2 separate regions of the Homo sapiens genome follow, and region 1 is linked to region 2. A link is a contact called in ENCODE Hi-C data. All regions are on one chromosome and are shown on one strand. The core of a region is the stretch at or near the end of the contact, and the rest is flanking DNA. Distances in the headings are between cores, read along the strand shown. Region 1 holds the start of LINC02318 (long intergenic non-protein coding RNA 2318). Region 2 holds the start of LINC02292 (long intergenic non-protein coding RNA 2292).

The links. Hi-C counts contacts between places; a loop is a spot of excess contacts on that map. Pooled maps may share reads with other maps.
Region 1: a loop to region 2 is called in a map with no recorded cell type, with 3 times the contacts of the local background. The contact joins the promoter of LINC02318 here to the promoter of LINC02292 in region 2. A Hi-C loop is called at or near these places in 3 of 37 single-sample maps with no recorded cell type and 4 of 50 pooled maps.

The regions. Positions count from the first base shown.
Region 1 is chr14:95,572,123-95,574,822 of GRCh38, forward strand. It overlaps LINC02318 (long intergenic non-protein coding RNA 2318), which reads left to right and starts at 1,440. Exons shown (of 3, transcript NR_146450.1): 1 at 1,440-1,562.
Region 2 is chr14:95,328,313-95,331,017 of GRCh38, forward strand. LINC02292 (long intergenic non-protein coding RNA 2292) reads left to right here and starts at 1,272. Exons shown (of 3, transcript NR_110127.1): 1 at 1,272-1,356. LOC105370637 (a long non-coding RNA gene) reads right to left here and starts at 560. Exons shown (of 2, transcript XR_944171.3): 1 at 1-560.

The sequences.
Region 1 (2,700 bases), core at 190-2,689, 240 kb after region 2:
GAAGAGCCTCATCCACACCTGCACTTGATCTCTATGATGAGGTCCTGGACCTTAAGCCTGAACCTGATGCCATGGTGGACTGAAAGTCAGGATGTCTTAGGAGGCCACGAGTCAATTTTGCATGTGAAAAGAATGTACATAGTGGCTAGAGGCTGGATGATGCTAGCTTGCCTCCAAAGATAACCACTATTAATTATTTTACCTGTATGCACATGCTACTTTCCCATCGAGAAGTGAAGTCTCTTCTTCTAACTCCTTGAATCCAATTTGTGCTTTGACCAATAGATACAAGAGATGATATCCAAGGCTAGGTCATAAGAAGCTTTATCGCTGCCAGCTGAGTCTCCTGAAAAGTTTGCTCTTGGTATATACCCTTTGGGAATCCAATCACCACGCTGTGAGACAGCCCCAAGCCCACACAAAGGCCATGTGTGGGACTTTTGGTTCCTATAGCTCCAGCTGAGCTTCCAGCTGACAGCCAGTGTCAACTGACAGCATTGTGTCTGCACCAACTTGGACAGCAGGCCCAGTTGAGCCTTCAGGTGACTGCACCTAGATCGCCATATGACTGAAACCTTGTGAGAGGGCCCATGTGAGAACTTACTCCCTAGCTGAGCCACATCAACCCACAGAACCATGGGTGATAATTATAAATTGTTTTAAGCGACTCCGTTTTGGGGTGGTTTGATGTGTTAGTAGCAGTAAATCCATACTTGTCAGTAGCAACCTCAATTCTCGCCTCCTCAGAAGAAAGAATTCAGTCGAGGGGCATAAGGCAGAGTGAGAGACTGAGGCAAGTTTTAGAGCAGGAGTGAAAGTTTATTTAAAAGTTTTAGAGCAGACCAGGCACTGGGCCAGGTGGCTCACAACTGAAATCCTAGGGGAGGCCGAGGTGGGCGGATCACTTGAGGTCAGGAGTTCCAGACCAGCCTGGCCAACCATGGCCAGCATGGTGAAACCCCGTCTCTATTAAAAATACAAAAATTAGCTGGGCATGGTGGTAGGCACCTATAATCCCCGCTACTCAGGAGGCTGAGGCAGGAGAATCACTTGAACCCAGGAGGCGGAGGCTGCAGTGAGCAGAGATTGCACCACTGCCCTCCAGCCTGGGCGACAGAGGGAGACTCCATCTCAATCAATCAATAAAATCAAAATAATAAAAAATGAAAGTTTCAGAGCAGGAATGAAAGACAGTAAAATACACTTGAAAGAGGGCCAAGTGGGTGACTTGATTCAAGTGCATGGTTTGACTCTTGACTTGGGGTTTTATCTGTTGGCATGCTTGTGAGGTCTACGTCTCTTCTCCCCTGATTCTTCCCTGAGGTGGGCTGTCTGCATGCACAGTGGTCTGCCAGCACCTGGGACAGGAACATGCGCAGTGTGTTTAACTGGAGTTGTGCGCATGCTCACTTAAGGCGTTCTTCCCTTACCAGCTGAAAGTTTCTAGACGAAGGGCATATACCAGTTAAACTCCGCCATTTTGCCTCTCAGTGTTCAAGCTTGAGCCCACGCATCCAACTCCTGAGATCTTACTGGGAAGCTGCTGATCATCAGTTTCAGGTGTTTCTATCTTTTGGGAGACTGCCCTTCCCTGATGCTAGCTGTAACCAATTATTATTTTAGAGAGACAGTTAATGACCACCTGACCATCACCTGACGGTCAGCTGACATTCCTGGTCGGGAGGAGCCCTCTCCTGCCCTGCTTATGTCTGCCTGACTACCTACTGTAATGGACGCAGCCAGCTGGAACATCGGCTTTGCTCGGTATCATGTAGTATTAGATTTCCCGGGCTCCTTTGCCATCTGGGTTCTTGGTAGTTTGGGCTAATGGGAAGCACTAGTGGGAGACTCAAAGGTGGGAGGAAGGAAGAAACCTTCCTTCTTTCCTTTTCTGCTTCTTTCTCTCTCTCTGCTTTTGTTGGCATCTCCTGCAATGGCTGTATCTCTTCCTTGAATCTATGTCTCCTCAGAGAGACCCTCCCTCTGTGGTTCCATCCCCCAGGGGGCAGCTCTCATTGTATTCTAGCTCCTACCAGGCTGCCCCAGCTTCTAGCTCCTGGCAAATGTCTGTTACCCTTCCAGCCTCAGGGGTGGCAGCAGCTCACTGTCATTGCTACACCGTCCCATTGGGCTTCTCATCATTTTCCTCACCCGTGTAACCGACTTCTAGGATTTAAATTCTTTCTACTTGAAACACCTAAAGTGGCCTCTGTTTTCCTAATTTGACCCTGGAGGATACAGCGTGTAAGAGGATAACATAGTCTAGTCCAGCAGGCCAAGGAAGGTTTCCCTCCAGAAGGGGTGTTTGAGTCAAGGTCTCAGAAATGACTAGGCTTTCCGGGCATAGGAGATAAAGAAGTGTAATGGCCCGAGGGAAAGGCAGATTGACATATTACAAGTACTGGGGCAGGCCGGGCACGGTGGCTCACTCCTGTAATCCCAGCACTTTGGGAGGCCGAGGTGGACGGATGAAGAGGTCAGGAGATGGAGTCCATCCTGGCTAACACGGTGAAACCCCGTCTCTACTAAAAATACAAAAACAAAATTAGCCGGGCGTGGTGGCGGGCCCCTGTAGTCCCAGCTACTCAGGATGCTGAGGCAGGAGAATGGCGTGAACCTGGGAGGCGGAGCTTGCAGTGAGCCGAGATTGCACCACTGCACTCCAGCCTGGGCGACAGAGCGAGACTCCGTCTCAAAAAA
Region 2 (2,705 bases), core at 22-2,521:
AGGCAGGAGGATCGTTTGAACCTGGGAGGTTGAGGTTGTAGTGAGCCGAGATCACGCCACTGTACTCTAGCCTGGGTGACAGAGCGTGACTCCGTCTTGAAAAAAGAAAAAAAAAAGTGTACAAATATATTCCTTGAAAGATGTGTTCAGGAGTATTCATGGCAGTGTTATTCTCCATAGCCAACACAGCCCAAAGATCCATCAGGAGGAGGATGGGTAAATAATGGAATACGATTTATCAAGAGGAAAAGGAGAGAACAACACGGATGAGTCTCACAACTCTAACATGGGGTGAAAGCAGCCAGATACAAAATAATGCACAATGCAGAGTCCAGTTGAAAAAACGCTACAAAAATAACACAATCTGTGATGAGAAAAGTCAGGATAGTGGTTAGCCTGGGAGGGAGGTGGGAAATGGAAGGAGCGTAAGGAGTGCCTCTGGGGTGCCGGTCATGCTTTGTTTCTCATATGGGTCTGGTCGTACAAGCGTGTTATTCTCTAGGGGGTAGTTTGCCAATTGTACATTTTCTGGCTGGATGTTCAATAAGGTGTTAAAAAAAAAAAAAGTGCTGTCCTATCTCCTTCCAAATGACTTTCCTACACACACCTTCGAAATTCCTCCACCGGGAATTTACTGCTTTCTCTTAGTCTTCTTCTGGTTATTCAGATCCAGCTCAGCCCTCCCCTCCTCGGGGAGCCCTTCCTCTGTTGCATCAGTTAGTCTTGGCTGTGGGGCGATCATACCTACAAGCAAAGCACAGTGACTCAAAGCAGTCTCATTAATTAGCTCATGATTCTAAGGCTGGCAATTTGGGCAGTTCTTATGCTGCTGGGGAGGATAATGTGGACCAGTTTTGAGAAAGCAAGACACGAAGAAAGAGAATCCTGGTTCAGTGCCCATCTGGAAAGCTTCATTCATGCTGATCTGATTTAGTGCGTCGTTAAATTGTGTTTTATAAATGCATAAACACAGAATTGATAAGATTTGTTCTATAATCCCCGCTGAACACACATGTCAGTTACTGGGCTGGGAGCTGGGGACAGATTGATGGATAAGATTAATGCAGGAGGTGGGTATGGGTTCATTTGTTCCTTTTTTTATTCCTTTATTTGTTCATTCATTTCACCAGCCAACTTTAATGGAGGACCTAGCAAGTGCCAGGCAGCATTCTGAGCCCTGGAATCCGGTGATGAACATGACAGACAAGATTCCTGCCCCCAAGGAGCTGCACCTTAATAAGTCCCGCAATGAAGGAGACAGAACATAAACAGAGGAAAATACACAAGATGCCAGCTTGTGAGAAGTGCTAGCAAAAAAAGACACAAGTATGTCCAGAGAGTCTGAGGTGTATACAGGTATACAGAGTTCAATTCTTCTGGGGCAGATGGCAGGAAAACGTTCTAAAAATAAGTACCATGTTTTTAGTAGAAGCCATGTCAGAGGCTTGATGTGCATTTTTTCTAACTTGTACAACAAACCATGAGGTAAACAACATTTTCCTACTTTGTAGATGGGGAAACTGATGTTGAGAGAAGTTGAGTCACTTGTCCAAGGTCACACAGCAGGGTGAGGGTGGCCTCACACTGGTGTGTCCCAAAGGGCATCTGGTGTCCAGTGTTGTTCTCTTGGTAGAGGTGATGAGGCCTAATGAAGCCAAGAAAGATAAGTGGATGTTTTCCTGGTGGGCAATGGTCAAGGGAAGTGAAGGGAGCCCGGTGAGCAAAGCTGCTGTGTGTGAAACTGCCTGGTGTGGTCCAGGAGCTCAGTGTAGCCTGGGCCAAGCATATGAGCTGGGAGGGAAGGGTGGAGGGCCGGATCCAGAGGGAGAGTGGGTTCTTGGTTATGGAGCCACGGCAGGTGCGAGGCTGGGGAGGGACACTGGTAGGCTCCCGTTGAAACTCAGCCATCTAGAGCCCATTTTCCCGTAGGCCTCCAGCTCCTCAGCTGCAGGAAGGAGGCTGTATGGAGTTCAGAGCACAGGCTCTTCAATCGGACGGCACAGCCTGGATACGTGGTGGGCTTAGCAATTTGCTCTTGTGAGATACAATGCGATTTCTCAGTAAATTCTGCATCTCAGCTTTGGCTTCATCTGTGTCTGAGTCTCCATCTCATGCAGCTAGCTTATCATAGATCAGTACATTCACAGCATTTATTCGATCCTTTACAAAAACAACAGCCCGGGTTCAAATCCCAGCTCCACCACTTCCTCCCTGTGAGGCCCTGGGGAAGTAACATATCCACTCGGTACCTCTTGTAAAATGGAGGTGGCAGTGACTTTTATTTTTTATTTATTTATTTTTAGACAGAGTTTCACTCTGTCACTCAGGCTGGAGTGCAGTGGTATGATCTCAGCTCACTGCAACCTCCACCTCCCGAGTTCAAGTGATTCTCATGACTCAGCCTCCTGAGTAGCTGGGATCACAGGCATGTGCTACCACACCTGGCTAATTGTTTGTATTTTTAGTGGCAACGGGGTTTCGCCATGTTGGCTAGGCTGGTCTCGAACTCCTGTCCTTAAGCAATCTTCTTGCCTTGGCCTCCCAAAGTGCTGGGATTGCAGGCATGAGTCACCACGCCCAGATAGCAGTGATTTTTCAATGAAGTAATATACACGTGATGTGGAGAACTTTTCTGGCACAGAGTAGGCACGCAGCAGGGACCACGTGCTATCCTTGGGGGCATCTGACCAGTCCCTACAGGCCAG